Regions from separate parts of the Homo sapiens genome. Here region 1 is linked to region 2. Evidence: chromatin contacts called from ENCODE Hi-C or POLR2A ChIA-PET data. All regions are on one chromosome and are shown on one strand. Each heading gives the region's core, a stretch centred on a gene start or an enhancer-like site at or near the end of the contact. The rest is flanking DNA. Distances are from core to core; before and after follow the strand shown. Region 1 overlaps ZNHIT6 (zinc finger HIT-type containing 6). Region 2 holds the start of CCN1 (cellular communication network factor 1).

The links. A loop is a pair of places that touch in the nucleus more often than their neighbours do. ChIA-PET counts read pairs that join two places held with the same protein, here RNA polymerase II (POLR2A).
Region 1: a loop to region 2 is called in a map of heart left ventricle, with 2.0 times the contacts of the local background. The contact joins the enhancer-like site here to the promoter of CCN1 in region 2. A Hi-C loop is called at or near these places in 3 of 168 maps with a recorded cell type or tissue (HepG2, PC-3 and heart left ventricle) and 1 of 37 single-sample maps with no recorded cell type. POLR2A ChIA-PET finds 5 or more read pairs at or near these places in 10 of 52 experiments (BJ, H1, HEK293T and 5 more).

The regions. Positions count from the first base shown.
Region 1 is chr1:85,655,558-85,660,894 of GRCh38, reverse strand. ZNHIT6 (zinc finger HIT-type containing 6) reads left to right here. Exons shown (of 10, transcript NM_017953.4): 9 at 2,924-3,048. Among named protein-coding and RNA genes, the nearest start is that of ZNHIT6, 50 kb to the left of the region's middle. Within about 2 kb of position 3,813, at least 2 of the 41 ENCODE cell types and tissues checked have a DNase peak (open chromatin) inside an H3K27ac peak, as active enhancers do; they include PC-3 and Panc1, where a contact is called at or near this core.
Region 2 is chr1:85,578,136-85,583,096 of GRCh38, reverse strand. It overlaps CCN1 (cellular communication network factor 1), which reads right to left and starts at 2,336. Exons shown (of 5, transcript NM_001554.5): 1 at 2,050-2,336; 2 at 1,519-1,732; 3 at 813-1,169; 4 at 473-681; 5 at 1-357. The coding sequence starts at 2,112. The coding sequence ends at 55. It also overlaps a transcript of DDAH1 not described here. RefSeq lists enhancers at 678-1,199, 2,466-2,515, 2,246-2,768 and silencers at 1,616-1,665, 1,676-1,725, 1,736-1,795, 2,226-2,355.

The DNA.
Region 1 (5,337 bases), core at 2,564-5,063, 76 kb before region 2:
CTAATCAAAACCACACAACATACCAGATTTTCATTGCATAAAATATTTTTAAAATAATTTATCAGTTGACAAGCCTCTTATAAATCTTTGCATCCTTAGTGCTTTTTAAGTGCCTGCTTAGCATGTAAAACAGGAACCAAGTTTTTTTAAGTATAATCATTACAGTTTCAGGATCCAAGTAAGTGTAATCATTACAGTTTCAGGATCCAAATAAGTGTAATCATTACAGTTTCAGGATCCAAATAAGTGTAATCATTACAGTTTTAGGATCCAAAGCATGTTTAACTTGTTGCATAGTAATTTTTATGTACCTCTGAACATTCCTCTGCTAGGAACATATTTTATATCAGCAATAATTTTAGGCTCTGATTCTCATGTGGCCTTTGAAGAACTCTTTTTGTTGCTTCTTGGTTTCAGCTTTGGAAATCTAGAGAAACCCAATTAAGATTTAATATTACAAAAAGAAATCAGATACCTAAAACATTAAATATGCACTGAAAATTATTTACCAAAAACTGAAACAAGTAAAAAACATTCCCTTATTTGAAAAATGCCTTTCATTAGAAGCCTTATGATTTAGCTAAAATGCACAGAAGATAAGTTATTGCCAAGTGCTTGTAGGATGCCACTTGAAAAGTTCCTGTTTGAGAGTCCAGGTCTTATTTCCTCCCAAGAAAAATTTAGTTATCACCATTTTATATTTTACTTTGTAAGTTAATCTTTTACTTGGGTATCTGATATAATCTCATTTTTCTTTTTTATATAATTGCTACTAACTTTGAAAAAAACACTGCTTATTTCAAAGAGAAATAATGTTTAAAAGATGTGAAGCATTTAATCCTTGAATGCTGGAAACACTTTTAAAGTATTGTAAGTACATCTGTATTACATTACACACAGGGAAAAGAATGTATGAATTCTATGATCTGTGGGCACTAAGGTGGCTGGTTTAGAAAAACAGTATTTTGCATTTCAAGTTTCTTTTCAACATAAAGAATATTCTGCAATTTTAAAAAGAATAATTCCAGGCTGGGGTGTGTGGTCAGGGAAGCATAAGTAAAGTTTTGGTTTTACAGTTGTTCTCTAACTTTAGTAAGCTTGGCTCTGCATTTTGTTAAGCACTTTTATATTTTTCCTGATTTGAAAACGATTGCGTGAGACAAACTCAGAACATGGAGAAATCACTACATCACATTTCTTAATGAGTGTCCTGCATGTCTTACTCAGCTATGATTATGGTGCAGATAATTTTTTACTAATTAAGAAATACCAAAGTTTGTGAATGATTTACTCTTAAAATTACAGCAAATTTAAATGTATCCCAATGATAACCTCACTCTTGATCACTTGTGTTCCAGTGTGCTTTTTTGAGCAGGAGATAAAAGGATGGAGTTACAGCCATTAGGCTGGATCTCATGAGATATGTGTTTTGCATGTGAATATCACCTGTCATTGGTAGAGATGAATAAAAATGCTGGAGAACTTCTGCACTAGACTGGTTGACATGTTCTCAGCTTTTTCTTCTTTGACATGAAATGACATTAACATGCCAACATATTCTCATATGTACCCGCTAGTGAGCTAGCTAGAATTCCACCCCTTTCACTCCCACCCCAGAAAGCAAGCAAGAATGAATGTTCTGGGGATGCATTTTCAGCCACCTCAGACTTATTTTTTTAAAGTAATGATTTGAGAATTTCATGCTTTAATGACCATTAGCATCTAATTACCTGTGACACATTTGGCAGCTATGTCACGATAAACTCTGTATTTCTTAAATTTTACATGGCAATATAAATTTCTGGAAACCAGTTATAATTAGAATAATTGACTTTTTTCCAAAAGCCAATTTTGTAACCAGTTATTTTATTGCCATGTTACTAGAAATTGTCATAAGGTGATTGGTTGTCTTTAAGGCTCAAAATAAATATATTTGAGGAATTCAAATAGTTAGCTCATCATTCTTTTATTCAAGAAAAATAACAACATAAATATTATTATTATTTTATTTTTTTATTTTTTTGAGGCAGAGTTTCACTCTTCTTGCCCAGGCTGGAGTGCAGTGGCACGATCTTGGCTTACTGCAGCCTCCGCCTCCTGGATTCAAGCGATTCTCCCACCTCAGCCTCCCGAGTAGCTGTGATTACAGGCATGTGCCACCATGCCGAGCTAATTTTGTATTTTTAGTAGAGATGGGGATTCTCCATGTTGGTCACGCTGGTCTCAAACTCCCAACCTCAGGTGATCCACCCACCTTGACCTCCCAAAGTGCTGGGATTACAGGTGTGAGCCACCGTGCCCGGCCAACATAAATATTATATAAGAGTCTTTAACTATTTCTTGGTATGAAAATTGATAACTTGTAGGCTGGTCATGGTGGCTCACGCCTGTAATCCCAGCACTTTGGGAGGCCAAGGCAGGCAGATTACGAGGTCAGGAGATCGAGACCATCCTAGCTAACACTGTGAAACCCCGTCTCTACTAAAAATACAAAAAAAATTAGCCAGGCATGGTGGCACGCACCTATAGTCCCAGCTACTTGGGAGGCTGAGGCAGGAGAATCGCTTGAGCCTGGGAGATGGAGGTTGCAGTGAGCCGAGATTGTGCCACTGCACTCCAGCCTGGGCAACAAAGCGAGACTCCATATCAAAAAAAGAAAAAGAAAATTAGTAACTTGTTTTAGAGCTTTCCTAATGTCAGAATATTTGATTTTTTTTTATTTAGTTTTAGAACCTCTATAATAATAGCTCTTGTACCTGCCTTTCTTAGAAGGTATTAAACTTACTATGCTATAAGGAAGTAACTACTGAATTGTCATCACCTTTAAAAAATTTTTAATGTAAAATACTCTCATATATTTATCTATTAGTAATTTTGAATATTAAGAGTGTTTCCTGGTTTTTTGTTTTTTTTTATTAATAAGATATTATGAACTAGATCCTTATAAAAGTCTCCTAGACAATTTGAGGAACAAAGTGATCATTGAGTATCCAACATTACATGTGGTATTGAAAGGATCCAATAATGACATGAAAGTTCTTCACCAAGGTAAGTGTAAATTTGTTTCTGTAATGCTTAGAATAGCTTTAGAGAAACCAAAGCAAAATATGTCCACCCTTATTTCTTTATATGTGTTTTCCCACTATATTTACACACTTACAGGATCTACTGTATAGCTAGTTAATGTGAAGAACCAGGTAAATGCAATGCTGCTACTCTTCTGTTTCTAAGAGCGTATAATCTTATAAAACCAATTTTAAGTGAATAAATCAAATTGAATGGCTATAAAAGGACTTTTTTTTAGCATGGGGTTCTATGTATTTTTTTGTCTTTTTTTAAGCTAATAGTCTTTAAGTAACTGTCCATGATCACGTACATTTACTCCATAGTTAAGACTTTAGACATTTCTAAAATGAGGGATTACAAAACATTTTTAGTTGACAATGAAAATGTTGAATGGTTAAAAAAAAAAAAAAAAAGCCTAGTATCCTACCTTATAGAAGGAGAAAATGTTGCAAGGAACATTATATTTAAAAATTTGGCAGCATTTAGAATAAGTTAATGCCATTGCCTTTACCCTTTATCTCCTTTTCTAAACCCACTGGTTTTATTTTCTCTGATTTTGTTTCTCTGATTTTGTGATATAGGGAAGTACTAGAACTGGAAAAAATGTACATAAAAGTTTAGTACATAAAATGACTCATCTATATTTGTAACTACTGATTAAAGTAAACTAACTGTGCTTCTGAATGCAAGATTTTAGAGGATGAGTAAAATTTAGTCACTACCTTTAAGAAGTGAGGAAGATTACCCACCTTAATCCAAAACTATTACATAGCACTTTCAACGAAAAGAATTACAGATACAGGCCAGGTTTTGTTGTAACAAACTCCAGAGGAGCATAGAATCTTTGTCTTGGATTGATACTATTTTTTAAGTAGTATTTGAAATGGGTAGTTTAAGTTTTATTGTTATACCAGCATTACAGGCTGTAAGATGCAGTAACCTATATTGTAAGGTATTCTCTGTTGTGCGTAGTGTTTTTTCTTTGCAAAAATTAATAGAAAAAAATTGTTTTCCAAAGTGGCCAAAATTGTATCAGTGCTACAACTTGAAACCAGATTTTAGTTAGCAAACATGATGTTTCTAATAATAAATTATGGGCCTCTAAATCTTATTTTTATTCTTGACATTAATATTTTTCACAATTTGAGAATTTTTTTCTCAGAATAAATTAGGAATTTTAGTTTTAAATGGCCAGTTTCACTTTGTTTAAGCTTTGTATTATGTTGCTTTTTTCTTAATAAATTCACAGTGCTCTCTCAAATGTTGGTTTTGGGAAAAGTTGTTTAGTAATGTAGGTTAGTAGCTAGGGCAAACATCTTCTGTATAAATAAACAGCACACACAGCTCTCCTTTCACCTTGTTTAGGAATGTACATTCAAGTAAGGCTTCCTGTAATGAAGCAATAAGAAAAGACTACTTTACTAGCGTACTGGGAGCCTTATTGAGTAAAATTTGCTATTTTTCTGGTGGATATATGATGTTTGACTTATTTACAGGAACACAAATGACTCATGCTTTTAGTACAGAGGATTATTTAGAACTGTGTTAGCAAAGAACTAAAAGTATCTGACAGGATTTTAAAACCATACCAGTTTTGTCACATCGTAAGTACACACACCTTAAAAGTAATGCCCAGGTCTTCCTGTACATGCATTTCTTTCTGTAAGTACTTCAAGGTGTCTGTTTCTTTATACATTCTCACAGCATCAGATATTTTGCAGGGTGATACCTTGATGAGGGAAGGGGATTATGTAAGAAGAGGGCATTTTCTTTGGAAAGCCTTGAAATTCCTTCCCTCTCTGGAGGTAAAAAAGTTGGATTTTGATCCTGAGTTTATAGTACAAGTTGTCTCTTTCCTAATTTGGGGGTACATGTGTTTCTGGTCTGGGATTCAGTAGTTCCCACACCTGATGGTTGTTCTAATATTTGTTATGATTGTAGATTGCCATAATTATTTGAGTCTGCCTATATTAATCAGCAGTAGCCAAGATTTTGTTTGTTTGTTGCTTTTCAGTAATGGAAAAGGTTAACTGGAAAAGATAGAGCTATTTAGATACTCCACTAGATTGGAGATGCTAAGTGCTGATTACCTACCTTATATCAGTCCAGTGGGAAGTGCTCAGAATGGTGTAACTTGCTTCACAGGCTGTTATTAGACTAGCAGATTTAGATGAGGGAGAAAAGCATGCTGCATTTCAATCTAAGGAAAAAAGAATGGAACCCTATTCAAAGAAGAAAACTGGGCACCTTCAATAGGCAAAGAAAGGGGAA
Region 2 (4,961 bases), core at 1,087-3,586:
CTGACACTCTTCTCCCTTGTTTGTCTAGGTGTGCCCTGGAAACCCAGGTAGCATTTAGTCCCTAAATTTGTGAATGTCATTGAACAGCCTGTAGAAGGGAAACGCTGCTTCATTGGCATGCGGGCAGTTGTAGTTGCATTTGCAGGACTGGATCATCATGACGTTCTTGGAAAATGTCTCCCCATCTTCGCAGCGGAACCGCATCTTCACAGTCCTGGTCAGCTGGGGCGTGCAGCATCGGCCGTCCACGCAGGAACCGCAGTACTTGGGCCGGTATTTCTTCACACTCAAACATCCAGCGTAAGTAAACCTGACTGGTTCGGGGGATTTCTTGGTCTTGCTGCATTTCTTGCCCTTCTGTAAGAGAAAGGAGAGAAGGAAAGTTAGGGGTGATATTTCTCTTTCTTCAAAAAGATGTTCACATCCCACCCACCTGCCAGGCAACAGTCTACACGTCCCTGAAGGAACTTACTTTCAGGCTGCTGTACACTGGCTGTCCACAAGGCCGCACCTCACAAATCCGGGTTTCTTTCACAAGGCGGCACTCAGGGTTGTCATTGGTAACTCGTGTGGAGATACCAGTTCCACAGGTCTTTGAGCACTGGGACCATGAAGTTGTTTGAACAATACATTTCTGGCCTTGTAAAGGGTTGTATAGGATGCGAGGCTCCATTCCAAAAACTAGAGACATATAAGAGGGAAGACTTCTCAGAGGCATACCGACACAAACAGGCTCAAGCACTCATTTCTACAAAGATTTAGACCAGAAATGCATCTCAGTACAGTGTCTGAAGTGCTCAGTCTCCACTTACCAGGGAGCCGCTTCAGTGAGCTGCCTTTTCCAACTGCAATCAATTCATTGTTTCTCGTCAACTCCACCTCGGAGGCATCGAATCCCAGCTCCTTGCCAAGGAGGCCGTCCTGGTCCTCCATGGGGTCCTTGATACTATCCTCGTCACAGACCCACTCCTCGCAGCACTGCCCGGTAACTTTGACCAGCCGAGGGTTGGGACAGCCCAAGTTGGGGAGAGATAGTTCTTGGGGACACAGAGGAATGCAGCCCACGGCGCCATCAATACATGTGCACTGATGTTTACAGTTGGGCTGGAAACTTTCCCCGTTTTGGTAGATTCTGGAGTTATATTCACAGGGTCTGCCCTCTGACTGAGCTGCAAAGATCACCAAAAGAGAAAGGTAGAAGGGGATAAAGTTAAGATTCCAAACCACCGCCTGAAACTCATACATATTTTCTGCTGTTAAATTCAATTTATGGTAAAGTTCCCTACAATTCCCCGGAGACTCCAGACCAGAACAATAAGTTAGTCAGGAATCACTTTTCCGTATGCGCTTTCGTTGGGCCCAGACACACTGAATTGCATTCCAGACTGCTGAAATCATGTGCCTTTCTGCCAAGCTACCAACAACAAAGCATCACCATACATGGTCTCAGAATTACTAAACTTCTGGACTATGGGGACTAGTATTTTTTTTAAAGGGGCCAAACCACAAGCATCTTACCTCTGCAGATCCCCTTCAGAGCGGTGGAGCTGGCGCCGAAGTTGCATTCCAGCCCCTTGGTGTGGTCGCAGGGCTGCGTTTTGCTGCAGTCCTCGTTGAGCTGCTTGGCGCAGACCTTACAGCAGCCGCAGCCGTCCCGGACCAGCCCGACTCCCGGCGCGCACTTGGGCGCCTCCAGGGGGCAGTGGCAGGCAGCGGGGCAGGTGGAGAGCGCCTGGAAGGGGGAGAAGATACGCGTGAGACTCGGCGCGGTGCGCAGGAGGGGCGCCGCGGCTGCCGCAGTGAGGGACGGGGGTCTCCGACCCTATCGACGGGGAGCCTCTGATCTCGTCCAGCCCGGCCACCTCGGAAGGCTGCTCCCACCAAGAGGTCCCGACACGTCTTCGGGGGGAGGGGGAGAGTGCTTAAAGAAACGGCTACCCGCAAACGATCGCGAACTTTTTAACTTTTCCTGCCGTGGGCAATCTGGGACCAGGGGAAGGGGCTGGAGAGCGGACGGGGAATAGGTGGCAAAAGGAGAGTCCAACTCACCAGCCTGGTCAAGTGGAGAAGGGTGACGACTAAGGCGAGCGCCCTGGCGATGCGGGAGCTCATTGTGGCGCGCAGGAGTAGCCCGGGGCGAGCGCGGCGACGAAGACGCCAACAAGCTGGTGTGCAGCGGACAGGCCGTGCGCAGCGGGGTCGGGGTGGCGGCGCGGTGGGCCCGGTGGGCAGGGAGGCGAGGGCTGGGCGGCGGGCGGGCGTCTTTCGCTCGAGGTCCCGGCGGAGAAGGCGCGGAGGGCGCGGGCGCTGCTCGGGGGCGCTCTCGCTCGCGGTCTGCCCAGGCGCCCCGGAGCCCGCCTTTTATACGGGCCGGCGGAGGCGCCGCGTGTTGCAGTGACGTCGGCTCTGTCTGCGCGTTCCAGAATTCTCAAACATCTCAGGAATGCTGGTTGGCGCGGGCTGCTGCCAAGCGCCTCCCCTGGCTCCATTGCACCTTTGTGTGTGTGTGTGTGTGTGTGTGTGTGTGTGTGTGTGTGTGTGTGTGTGTGTGTCTGTGTGTGTGTCTGTCTCCCAGACCCGTCAAGAAAACAGTTCGGGGGGTGTGTGTGTGTGTGTGTGTGTGTGTGTGTGTGTCCCAGACCCGTCAAGAAAACAGTTCGTTTTTTCCACCTTAAATTACGACTTATGTTGGGAAGGGTTCTTTGGGGCGTGATGGTGGTGATGGTAGTTGGAGGGTCGTGAGGGGCGAGGGGGGCCAGTTCAGAACTTTGCCTGGACTGGGTGGGTGGGAGGACCTGAGAGGGAGGAACAAAAGTCGTTTTGTTTGGTGATGCGAGTTGACCGGGCAGCCACTGAAGCCCTCACCCGGGAAGGCAGTGAGCTGTTTGCTTTTTTACAGCGAAGGTGAGAGGCAAGTTATCTGTTGAAAGAGTAGAACGGGGAAGAGGAGTGTGTCTCTGAGTCAGGAATATTTGTGGACTTCAAAGAGGCGTGTTCGGAACAAGTCCCAAAGCTTTGGCATGATGTTTATTAGCAAAGTTCAGTGAATTGCAAATTAATACCCACAGTGGCATTTATGAATGAAAAGGCGGGGGGGGGGTGGGGCGGGGGGAAACTTGCCCATCGTCTGGCAAATTCCCAGGCAGAGGTCTCCCCCACTCCTCCAGCCCTTCCCTCTTTTGGGTATGTTGTACTTGTTTGTTTTTGGAGGTTCCCACTTTAGTTCCAGCCCACTGCCTGGGTTGGAAGTCCGAGAGGAAACGAACGCGGGGAGTTCTCCGGGAGGCTGACTTATACTTCCTCACGGATGCAGGAGACGGGGTAAGCCCTTCCCGCCTCCCTCCGCGGGCAGGAGGCTATGCTAACCAAGCAGCCAGCCAGAAGTGCAGGAGACCACCGTGGAGTGGCCTGAAATCATCACCTGCAAAGACCGCAAGGCCAAACCAGATTCCAGGACCATTGTGCCCTATGAATCTCTGGGAAAAGCAGACTCCTTCAAGCTGGACATTTTGTGGGGTTTTTAACTCCTTTCCTAGGGACCACTGGAAGCCTCCCATTTTAAATGAATTGCAATGCCCTTCTCTCCAAGTACAGAAAAGAGATTTAGGATGTAATATTTTGCAGTAAAAATGTCAGCAGATTTTAAGATCCCGTTCTACTTGCAACACACTCAGTAGAAGACCCCACCACAAGACAATTTACTTGAACATCACCAATACCATTAGTGTGATTGATAAACTTTCCCTGCAAGTTTCAAAAACTTTTTGCATAATTTTAATAAAAATTATCATGTAAGACTCATATGCTCTAGGATAACTACTTATCCTTTTTAATGTTTAAGGCTATTCAGACTTCATAATTTAGCAGTCTTGCTTGAAAAGGCCCTTAGTGCTAATGCTGACTTTCCTGATAAGCACAATGAGAATCTGTCAGGATGAAAACACACTCCAGTGAAGAGAATTCTTGCAGGAAGGAGTTCAGTTTCATTCATTCCAAAGTGCCCTTTCATAAATGGAAGCAGCATTTGCTAGAGGGAGTGGGATCTCTAAAGCTCTGTTAGAGGGTTAGGGGTGGGAGACTTTTCAAGACAATGGATTGTCAGGTGTTATGCAAATACAGTGAGGAAAGTGTGGGCCCAACACGTACACAGGTTAATACATCAATTATTATTTACAAAACACTGTTTTTCCTGCCTTATCATTTCATTATTGTTTCCTTCTTAATGAAGTGACGGGGGGCGGGAGGGGGGAGGAGGGGTGCAGGGACAGTACTGGTTGAACTAGAGAGAGAATGGAGAGGAGGGTTCCTGGCTTCTGTTGTGGCGTCTTTTCTATTTGACTTCATGGTTGTAAGTATTTCCAGATGGTGAATCAGACACCAGACGTAACAATATTTCCATATTTGGGTATAGCAGTAGCCTGCGTTTTTAACATTTTTCTGCCTCTGTTATCCAACCACAAAGCATTCTTGACAGCTTCAAATGTTGTTAAATATAGATTTAACTTCTCTTCCCAGAGCAGGAAATTCTTTGGAATTCCTTGTTTTTCACGCAATCTGTCCATCATGATTTAAAATAAAAGCACAGTGGATCATCCAACTGGCCGTATATACCTTAATTGGAGGTTGGGGATGGGGGACGGCAGAGATCCAGTCTGCCGCACTGCGTTCAAACACACGCCATTCCAGAGATTCCTTTAAAATCACATTAAAGTTTTTTTAACAAGGGTGTGTGGGTTTGTTTCTGGACTTCAACTGGGGAATCTTGAGGATGAGTTTGCCCCAGAAGAGAAATTTAGAGAACCTTACCGTCAGCTGCCCATTTAAAGCAGGGGGTGTGTTGTGGGATGGGGGTGGGAAGCTGGAGCAACAGGGCCAGGAGGTGTGGGAGCGGGAGACACTAGAGTAACCTATGTGCACAGCCTCTCCATATACCATGTGCTGTTGCGCCTGCTAGTAATCGA